Linked DNA regions of Homo sapiens: region 2 is linked to region 1. Evidence: chromatin contacts called from ENCODE Hi-C or POLR2A ChIA-PET data. All regions are on one chromosome and are shown on one strand. Each heading gives the region's core, a stretch centred on a gene start or an enhancer-like site at or near the end of the contact. The rest is flanking DNA. Distances are from core to core; before and after follow the strand shown.

Region 1 (5,654 bases), core at 2,190-4,689:
ATTCTCATTATCATCATTATTATGATCAACTAGTTAGCCTCTTTCACTTACCTTAATGTTTTGTAGGTTCATTTATGTTGTATTTTATATATAATATATGTTGGATTATAGTTTGTATCAATACTTCATTCCTCTTCATGGCTGAATACTATTCCATTGTATGTACATACATTTTATTAATCCATTCACTCATTGATGGACAATTGAGCTGTTTCCACTTTTTGGCTACTGTGAACAGTGCTGTTATGAATATTGATGTACAGATTTTTGTTTAAATATGTTTTCAGTTCTTTTGGGCATATACCTAGGAGTGGAATTTCAGGGTCATATGGTAATTCAATGTTCAGCATTTTGAGGAACCACCAAACTGTTTTCCATAGTAATGGTACCATTTTACATTCAGCAGGACTTTGATGTTAAAAAAAAAAAATAGTCCTGGTGGTTAGAATTTTCTCCTTCCTGACTCAGTGGAGTGGAGGAACTGCCCAGTGGATGGGAGGGACAATAAGTGGGGGCCTGGACCTCTCTGCTGCCTCATTAATCCTCAGTTGTAGGAAGGCACTAACTGGGCTCTCTGCAAAGCACATTTTACTAAACTAATGGGGAAGCAGGAGGGGGATGGGAGAGAGGTGGACAGAAGACTCTGGAAGTGACCAAGTCTAAGCAAGAAGCCATTATATAGACCGTTATGTGTAGACGGTCTTGAATCCTAATCACTTTCTTCAAACAGAACCGTGGTATTCTTGTGCATTTATTTATGGTAGTAATTGCCCACAATCTTGGTGTCTGATGTCCTATAGCAACTTGAAGGGGAGCGTGTGTCAGAACCCCTTTAGAGGAGCAGGGGCCGATCAGGTTTTCCAGGAGCACTTGCCATGGAAGCCAACAGGTTGGGCAAGGAAGTTACTGGAGTGTCTGGAAGAGCAGGACATTAAGGGAAAGCACAGGGGGTTGGAGCCAGGGAGGCTCCGCCATTAGATGGAGAGAGGCAGAGTGCAAGCAGGAAATAGAGCAAGCCATTAGGAGTCGGAGGCCAGGTCTGCAATCCTATAAGGCAAAGACAATGGGTTCCGCAAGAGGCATTGACCATGGATGGGGCTGGGTGGCCAGAGCTCATTATTCTTACGGGTTGTCCCATTGGCTGTGAGGACAGTCAGAATGGAAGAGGCAGAGTCTGGGCAGGCAAAGAACAGCCTTTCTCAATAGGTTTCGGAGATAGCTTATTAAATGTGTGTTCAGGGGATTTTTAAACTTCACCCAGATATCTTTTAAAATATATTGATATCAAGAATATATTATAAAACCTGAACCCTGGCAAATGCAAAGTCTCCCTCCTTTGAAAATAGTCACCATAGTTCATGTTCTGTCCTGTTTTTTTTTTTAAATATATAATTTCAACTTTTATTTTAGATTCAGGGGTACATGTGCAGATTTGTTACATGGGTATATTGTGTGATATACATGTGATGCTGAGGTCTGGGGTAAAATGATCCTGTTACCCAGGCAGTGAGCATAGTAGCCAATAGTTATTTTTCAACCCTTGCTTCCCTCTAGTATCCCCCAGTGTCTATTGTTGCCATCTTTATGTCTATGTGTACCTAATATGTAGCTCCCATATATAAGTGAGAACATGCACTGTTTGGTTTTTCTGCTCCTGCATTAATTTGCTTAGAATAGTGGCTTCCAGCTGCATCCATGTTGCTACAAAGGACATGATTTCCTTCTTTTTTATTGCTGCATAGTATTCCATGGTGTATATGTACCAGTCTTCCATTGACGGACACCTAGGCTGAGTCAATGTCTTTGCTATTGTGAATAATGCTGTGAAGCACATAAAAATGAATGTCTTTTTGGTAAAACGATTTCTTTTCATTTAGATATGTACCAGTAATGGGATTGCTGCTGGGTCGAATGGTAGTTTTGTTTTATTTGAGAAATCTCCAAACTACTTTCCCCAGTGGCTGAATTAATTTACATTCCCACCAGCAATGCCAGCAATGTATATGTGTTCCCTTTTCTCCACAGCCTTGCCAGCATCTGTTGTTTTTTTGACTTTTTAATAATAGTCATTCTGAGTGGTGTGAGATCTCATCGTGGTTTTGATTTGCATTTCTCTGATAATCAGCAATGCTGAGCATCTTTTCACATTTGTTGGCTGCTTGCATGTCTTCTTTTGAGAAGTGTCTGTTCATGTCTTTTGCCCACTTTTTAACAGGGTTGTTTGTGTTTGTGTTTTGCTTGCATAGCTGCTTTCCATGTTCTTTTCTATGTTATCTAGAACTATAATAAAAGTAACTGCCCAGCTCTTTGGGAGGCTGGGGCAGGCGAATCACTTGAGGTCAGGAGTTCAAGGGTAGCCTGGCCAATATGGTGAAACCCTGTCTCTATTAAAAATACAAAAATTAGCCGAGTGTGGTGGCACACACCTGGATTCCCAGCTACTCAGGAGGCTGAGGCAGGAGAATTACTTGAACCCCCAAGGCGGAGGTTGCAGTGAGCCCAGATCGCACCACTGTACTCCAGCCTGGGAGACAGAGTGAGACAGCGTCTCAAAAAAACAAAAAAAAAGGAACTAGGTCTAAGACAGGGTACCCAATCTATTTCTAAGAAGATGCTACTTCTCATTTTCTGGAAACACTGTAGCAAAGAGGAAGGGACAATAATGTCCCATAGTGGGTGGGCAGATATAAAAACCCCAAGATGTTCATTTCAGGCCCAAAGTGACTACTGCTTGCTACCCTCACCTTTCTCTGCTGGAACACTACCAGCCCCTGTGAGATGTGGGTGATCTCATGGGTGTTTGGAAGAATCCCAGTACCAGGCTAGGGGATCATCAAAGCTGACTGGATCAGTCCTGCTAGATCAGGAAGCCTTACTGAGTAAGGCTAATGCCAGGTCTCCAAACTGCCACTGAGCATCAGGGGTCCTTCCCACAATATCTTTGTTTCTCTAGGTCAAGAAATGATGCCGTCCCTAGAAACAGCGCAATGTTTATGTAAGAGTCAACTCAGAGACCTTGTGCCGGTACAAGAGGTACTATCTCATCCTGCTCCCCTGCAGGCACTAAATGAGACAAAATTCCTTCTGGAGTTCAAGTCCAGAAGGCTGACTATGCTGTTAATGGCAGTATACTGAGTTAAGAGAATTCGGGGAGACGGGAATATTGGGTCCACGATTCTGCCTGGAGGGAAGAATTGTGGTCTCCTCAGTCCTGTGGAGTAGGGGTCCGGGCTGATGATAGCGCCTCCTGGTGCAGAGTATACAAACAGCTGAAGATCTGCCTGGACCCCCTACCCCTCTCTTTTTTCCTTGTGGAAACTGTGTATAATTTGGAAAGAGCAAGGACATCCTGGCTCGCAGCTGGCCAGCTCCACCTGCGACCTGGACAGCCTCGCCCCTCCCTGCGGAGCCAGGCGAGTTCACAGGGCTGCCTCCGCTTCTTGCAGCATGTCTGCTCTCCTGGCCTGGCCTCTCCAGACCTTTCCCTCCACGGGCAGCGATTTCCAAGGCTCTCAAGACTCCAAACCACGTCGTTTTGGGAGTGAAAAAGTGAAAGCACACATCGTGTCATTAGAGCAGCAGGGACCAGCTGCTGGGTCAACACTTCCGAAAACAGCGCTTCCTGGGGAGCGACCGGAGCATCTCAGAATCTACGGTTTGACCTCCTGCCAATTCTCATGGTGTCTTTATACATTTTAACACAAAAATAAGATGTTTTCACTTGAGAGCGAGAGGGAAATGAACTGTTAAGGTGCTCTGTCGCCAGAGAAGTGAAGTTGGGGGGTAAATTTTAGGAACCCCCGACCCCCCTACCGAGGGAGGATGCGAAGTCGGCTCCTGAAACGCGAGCGAAACCCCCGCGCGCTTCCCGGGGTGACGCACATGTCTGTGTTTCTTTTTGCTTTTGACCAAAAGTCGTAGGGAGGGTCCTCCTCAGGGGACAGTCGCGGGCGCTGTGCCAGTCCTTCCTGTCCCCCCACCAAAGTCAACCCCAGCCCCAGGCCAAGGCCGCCCCGGCCGGAAGAGCCAGCTGGTGGGGGCCGTGGGGGGCGCGGCGGGCGCGCGGGGCTGGGGGCGGCGGGTCCGCCTACCCCGCCTTCCTGGCGTGGAGAGTTTCGGCCCCAGCCTCGCTGGCGTGGACTCTGCCTGAACCACGCCTGGGATGCTTTTGCCAAAGGAAACTTGGGGGGTGGGGGCGGGGCGGGCGACGATTCCCCCCCTCCCCACCCCGCCCCTGTCCTCCTCGGCCGGGAGCCGCGCTGGGCCGGGGTCAGCTGGCTGCCTTTGTGGCCGCTTCCCAGGAAGGAAGAAGCGTTGTCTGCAGATCAGTTGATCCGCGGGCTTTCCTGTGTCGGAATGCCGCCGTTTTCCGGGGACGGCTGCCACCCCCGTGATTCCCAGCCGGGGCTGCCGGCCGTGCGTAAGAGCCGGATAAATAGGCCATTGTGAGGCCGTTCAGATCTAGGTTTCTTATCACAGTATCCACCAGCGAGAAGCAGATTCGGCCCCTGATGGAGCTCATCCCAGCTTCTCTTTTCTTTCTCTGCACAGTTACAGCCATTTCTATTTTTTGCAGTTGTAAAGGGAATATTCAGAAAGCAATTTATTGTGTGCGACAGGGACTTAAGGGAGCGTGTCTGCAGACCGTGTTCCCACCGGGGTTGGGGTTCGCAACCTTGAGTTTAGCTCGATGGGCTTTGGTGTGTGAGGTTTCTACCCGCCCATCGCCCAAGGCAGGCACGTCCTTAAACACCAGCTGCAAGTATCAGGAGGGCAAGTCCGTAGGTCTCTAGATCCAGTGGGTTGGCTTTTTGGTGTTTGTTTTGTTTTGTGATAGCCTTGATCTGCTTTGTGGACACTGAAAATTTGAAGGTCGAGGGAACACGAGTTAAAACAGGTCAAATGAGGGAGGTTCTGAGGAAGGCTGGTGGTTTGGGAAGAGCTGATGCTGATGGTGTTGAGTGTCTGTTTTGTTTTTGTTTTTCTGCTGCAGCAGCCGCAGGGCTGTGGAGGGGTTGGGGTTTCCTGGTGTTTGACTTATTGGATAGTCATTGCTTGGCATGGCTGGGTTTTTGGGCCTGTGACCTGTGCTCAGAAGCCGACGTGTGCTTAGTTGGATGCTCTACTGACACCATGTTGACATGCTTAATAATTTTTGAAAAGGACCCTGCATTTTCAGTTTGAACTGCACCCGGCAAATTATGTAGCCAGGGCTGTTAGTAGACTCTCAAATTCATTTGAATAAGCTTGAATAACGGTTTGAATCAGTTCCCATTTGAGATAAGGGCCTGTGGTTAGTCGATAAGCTGCTGAAGGTGATTCTCTTAGTTTTCAGAGTATCTACTGTGGCTGTGCTGACGGATTAGAGCACGTTCCACAAACTAAACCAGGCTGCCTGGCATCGTGGGCATCTGCAGGGAGCGGCACCAGCCCCCTGCCAGAACAGAAGAGTGCAGCCAGGCAAGATTAGCTTCGTTCCGCCTGCTGAGACATCATCCTTTAGAAAGCATAGAATGTGCAGCCCTCAAAAACCTAGTGATTTCCTTAATAAGATGCTTATTTGTGCAGTTATTGCTTCTCTTTTCTTTTCCACTCTGAAATGCCTGGCTTCCAGGGTTGAAAGTGGATTCATCCTACCAAAAATATTCTATCGT
Region 2 (5,350 bases), core at 651-3,150, 470 kb before region 1:
TCACTGCGTCATTTCTAAAGTTATTCACTTGTACTTAATTTCAAGCCATTTTTTTTTACTTTGAAAACTCTGAACGCCTCATTGAGGACAGTACATACAATGTGTGCCAAGGTCTGGTTTCAAAGTTTAGCTGTTTTTGAGTTATTTGACTGGACAAAAGGTCGAAAGATATCTTTCACAGCAGGGAAAGTGTAATTTTCCATGTCTTTATGATGTTTAGAAATAGTTGGAGTGATTTTTCCCTAAAATTTCCATAAGTAAATAACTTTTACCCGTGGCATAAGCTTGATTTTGAGATGCCTTGGCAAAAAATTTGAAAATAACCCTCTCCCTACCTCCAGTCTCCAGCCTCATCCTCAGTATGCACTCCAGCAATAAGGGAATTGGAGGGACCCCAGGTTAAAATCAAGACCTTTCATGTTTGGATTAAAAGTATGACGTATGGAAAGTTTTAGCTTCTAAAAACTTGTCTTTATCATTTAATATTACGTATGTTTTAGAAAAAAGCTGGGAGAAGAGCTCTGGTGTCTGAGATCACTCTCTCCAAATTCCTGTAGGGTCCTGCTATAATTCCTGATGGTATTTGCATCTCACTTATTCATGTACCTTACAGCCGACTTTCTTTTCCACAGATAGAATTGGCCTCCCACTTTAGGACAATGTGTCCTCCAAATTTGCTAGGGCAACTCCATACCTTACTTTAACTTCTTGCAGGACCTAACTCTCCAATCAGTCGTTAGTGTATATTTTTGTGTACTTGGCTCAAAGTCTTTCAGTGTGGATGTGGACCTTCCGGAGAGTAATCTCCTCCAATGAAGAGCAAATGGTCATAAGGAACATGTACGAGCAGGTATTCCTGTTAAGCCTTATGCTCCGTCTTTCACCCATCCACTTGCACAGGGGACTAGTTTCCTTTTATGATCCTACCCAAACGTTTGGCCTTTTTGGAGAAGTGAGGGAAGTGAGGGGTAGAATTTTTGAGACTCAGTTCAGGGCCTTTGATATGCTGTTCCTGTCCTTCAACAGATGTATCAAGTATCTCTGGGTCATCCCCTAAGACACGTTGGTGATGAACAATTCCTAGAACTGGTCTAATTTTTTTTTTTTTTTTTTTGGATAACAGCACAGTTTATATTTTTTGGGCATCTTCTTGAACTGTACAAGTATATTCAGCATCATTTCTCTGCCCTGTCGATCTTTTGTCTTTTCTTCTGTGCTGTCAATAACCTGTTTGGCAAATGTCTACTTCCATTGTCCACTCCGTGAGCAGTGTACACCGGTCTCCATCTCCCATTCCTGCAGGTCCCTTCGTGGAAACGGCAAAGTGCCTGACTGTAGTCCTCTCATTCTGGACTGACTCTGCCATCCACCAGCCTCTTCTCCCATTTCCCAGGGCTTCCTCCCACATCTGTCTATTTCATAGATCGCCTCCTCCTCTTAGGGAAGTTGAGTCTGTCGAGTTCCCCTGCACATCGCCTGCCAGTCCAAGTCTCCTGCCCGCCTCCCGCACGCCCTCCCGCGCCGCGGTGTCTGTGGGTCGGTTCCCAGACGCGCCCGCCGGCTCTTGGGCCTCCACTGGCTGGACGTGGGTCTGTCCCGCGCCCGCGCGTCCGTCCGTCCCCCACTTGCCTCCAATTCGGCAGGAACTTTACACCAGCCAGGAGGAGAAGGACGGTGCGCGCGGGTGCGGGTCTGGCCGGCTGGGGCCGGCGCGGGGGCGGCGAGGGGCGCCGGGCGGCGTCGGCTTGCGAGCGGGCCGGGGGCGTCGCGGGCCGCCCTGCCCTATAAGGGGCCGTGCCGCCTCCGCCGCCGGGCGGGTGCCGGGCGGACCGCGGCGGTGGCGGCGGCGGCTGCGATTGGCTCAGGCGCCCCATCCGGGGACTGGGCTCGGCGCTGCTCGTTCGCCCTAAAGGTACCAATATGGCGGAGGTGAGCAGGGAAACCGGGCAGGAGCAGCCGGGCTGGAGCGGGCGCCCGGCGGCTCCCCGCGACCCCCGAGCCAGCCTGGGGGATCCGGGGCTCTTTCCGCTGCCCCATGAGGGGCGGCGTGGCGACGCGGGGGTCGCGGGGCGGCGACTGGCCGTGGCGGGGCTGGCCGGGGGGCGGGAGCGGGCGCGGGAGCGGTCTCCCTCCGGGACTAGGCCGCGGCGGCTCCGGCCCCGGTCGGGCCGGGCGACCGAGCCGGACGGAGGTGGCGGCCGGCTGCAGTGAGCCCTGCCCCAGGGACGAGGCAGTGCCGTGTCCCCGGTCGCTGACGCGGGCCGCCGGCGCCTCCGCGCCTCTTCCCCGGGCCCGGGTGGGTGGAAACCGGCGGAGCCCCCCCTCCGCGGCCGGATCGCAAAGAGGGGAGCGGGCTGCGCCACTGCCCTGCGGGAGTCGTGCGCTGTGCCCCCGGCCCACCGGGCCCGGGCTGCGGCGCGAAGGAGCCGCACGCTTCACTTTGCTGGGGGCGCGGAGAAGAGCGGGATGCGGGGCCACCGGGCTTCTCAGAAGAGCGGGACTCCCCACCCCGCAGCCCGGGAGGTGCGGGAGCCCCTGGGGTTAAAGGGCAGACCGAGACCCTCGACGCCCTCTCCAGGAGAGCGGCTTGATAGCTCCAGTTTTCTCTGGGCTGGAGGAAGGAAGGCTGGGCGAGCGAAGCTGCCCCGGCCATGTCCCCCGGGACTGGTGAGCTGGGGGGAGGGGGCGGTGTGGCAGGAGCCCCTGGGCTGGAGCTCGCTGGGGCGGGGGGCGCGCTGACGGTCCAGGGAGGGACTGAACACTCTGGAAGGAGCCAGCATCCCTGGAACTGAGAGGAGCTGCATCTCTGGACTCGAGAGAGAGGATGGGGGGCTCGCGCTTTGGTTTGGGGGCGAGTGTCCGATTCGAGCTGGCCTACGCTGCAGGGGAAGAGATCGGCTTCGGAGTTGGGGCTCCCGGGCCCCAGGGGCGAACTAGGTGCTCAGAACGCGAGTTCGTTCCAGAAAAGGGTGTTACGTTTCGAGTTGTTTGGGGCTTCGGAGAGCCGGGTGGGATTTGGAGGACTCCGGAGATGCCAGGGATGGGGGACTGATGGTGCCAGCCGACTGCTCTGGGTTTTGCTTCTCTGCTTGGAAACTTGCTGAGCTCCAAGAAGCGACTTGGAGTTGCCTCTCAGACTCCGGGCTTCGTCCCGGGTCTGTGAGTTTGTACACTTGGGACTCGGGGAGGAAGGCGAGGCAGCCAAGAGGGGGCCCGAAAGGGGCCGGGAGCGATTCGAGTGAAGCTACGTCTTGCACTTTTGGCAGCTGCGGAGGAGCGCTCGACTCCGCCTCCTCTGCGCCCTGTTGCCGGCGCTGCCTCTTTCCCTGGCTGTGCGATCTAACCTCACGTTTTCTTCTCTCTCTCCTAGGCTTCTTTTGGAAGTTCGAGCCCAGGTTTGTCCTATTTTCTTACGTCTTCGGTGGTTCCCAGTGGGTAATGTGGGCTCAAAGGTCTGTTGCTAAAGGATTCCCAATAGAAATGTATCCTGCAGGTTTTTCTTCATTGATTTTTAAGAGTTTCAGTGTGCATTTAGTAAAGTTTGGGGAAGAAACAGTTATACTGTTCTTTGTTTTCTCTTGCATGTTGAAAAAGTAACTGTTACAAAGTTGCTAAGACAAGCGTTCTTTTAAGGAATATGGCTTTAATTATTACATATCTTATTTTTCCTCCGAGCCTGAAACAGTTAATCCCAAATTAACTTGACACCAACTTTAGCAATTTAGATTTTAACTTCGGTTTCTTCTAGAGATTGAGTAATTTGTCAGAACTCTGGGACTACTTCACTAACTGTAACCCCTCATCTCCTCTTACGTTGTTTCTTTTTCATAATTAAATGTCTATGAGTTGTGTTAAAATTGGAAGTTGAGAGGTAAAGCTACCTTAATAAAAAAGACAGAACTTCCAAGTTTGGCACAGAAAAAGGGTGATTTTGACTTCTGAGCTGAGACGATCTTAGGTCATCTAGTACAGTGTTTCTTAACTTTCCTGAGGTCAGAAACCCCTGTCAGGATCTAATGAAAGCAAGGGATGTGTCCCAGAACTCTGCACATATGCATAATTACACACAATCTGGGGTTTGTAGAATCCCTGTAGCAGGTCCATAAGGACCTTTCCTCATGTGCTAATCATGTAAGGTATCTTTGTTTCAGTTTCTCATTTCCTTTCTAGCTTACCTCTTTGCTGTCTTCCCTCTCCTAGTCTACAGGAAAAGCACCTCTGAACTAGTCCAACTCCATTATTTTACAGTTGAGGAGACTTTTAAATAACTTTCGTTAGTGGTGGAGCACAGATGAGCTCCTAAATCTTCCATTACAACTTGTTTCCATAGAGTGAATAGTCAGTTTCCTTACACTATTACTTTTTGTATCTGCTCCACCTTCAGAGCCTCACTTGACTGTCATTTAAGGTATTATAACACCAAGTAGAAGAAATTTGCAGCTATTTTAAAAATAGCTGTCTATATCTTTAAAATTCTAAAAATTTTTGTTAATTTTGAGATGAACTTTTTTGTTATAACTGATTTTAGGAAAATATATACATGATGTCAAACAGCTGGATTAATGGAATTTTTCCATTTGGTATCACTGACTTCTTTTAAGAAGTTGCACTCTAAATAAGCCAAAAGACAGTGTAACCTGTTTTTAATCAATTAGCCTCTTTTTGTTTTTTGTTTGTTTGTTTGAGACGTTATGCAGGCTGGAGTGCAATGGGGCAATCTCACTGTAACCTCCGCCTTTGAGGTTCAAGCTGTTCTCCTGCCTCAGCCTCCCAGGTGGCTGGTACTACAGGGATGCGCCACCACACCTGGCTGATTTTTTTGTATTTTTAGTAGAGATGGGGTTTCACCATGCTGGCTAGGCTGATCTTGAACTCCTGACCTCAAGTGATCCGCCTGCCTCGGCCTCCCAAAGTGCTGGGATTAATTAGCCAGTTTTTTAAAAAGAGAATTTTAGAGTTGGAAGGGACTTTTGAGGTCCTTTCAGTCATCCCCATGTATTTTGCAAATGGAAGACAGGAGCTAGACCTAGAAAGTTTAAATGACTTCCTTTAGGTCCCAAAAAGCCAAGGACAAAGCTGGGAGTAGACCCTCAGGTCCTTCGATTTTTGACCCTTACTGAATACCTTCCATGTTAAAGGGGAGGCCTGTTGTGCCAAGTGATAGAAGAGTAACAGAAGAGCCCAGAGGAGCTCTGCTACCAAAGAGGTGAAAGAGTCAGCATCTATTTCATTTCTGCCTCTTTGGCATACCATGGAACTTGCCAAGAATTCCTCAAAAAAAGAAAATTTGTAATGGTGGATGTGAGCTAATTAATAAATATTCTTATTTCTTTTTTGTTGTTTTTTTGTT

What was found. Hi-C counts contacts between places; a loop is a spot of excess contacts on that map. ChIA-PET counts read pairs that join two places held with the same protein, here RNA polymerase II (POLR2A). Pooled maps may share reads with other maps.
Region 2: a pooled map shows a loop between it and region 1 (4-fold over the local background). The contact joins the promoter of MIER3 here to the promoter of LINC01948 in region 1. A Hi-C loop is called at or near these places in 1 of 37 single-sample maps with no recorded cell type and 5 of 50 pooled maps. POLR2A ChIA-PET finds 5 or more read pairs at or near these places in 1 of 52 experiments (A673).

The regions. Positions count from the first base shown.
Region 1 is chr5:56,479,554-56,485,207 of GRCh38, reverse strand. It overlaps LINC01948 (long intergenic non-protein coding RNA 1948), which reads left to right and starts at 3,439. Exons shown (of 5, transcript NR_104664.1): 1 at 3,439-3,655. RefSeq lists enhancers at 3,511-3,670, 4,871-5,040.
Region 2 is chr5:56,948,673-56,954,022 of GRCh38, reverse strand. It overlaps MIER3 (MIER family member 3), which reads left to right and starts at 1,900. Exons shown (of 13, transcript NM_001297599.2): 1 at 1,900-1,929; 2 at 3,371-3,395. The coding sequence starts at 1,921. RefSeq lists silencers at 1,619-2,038, 2,069-2,178, 2,239-2,408 and an enhancer at 2,979-3,068.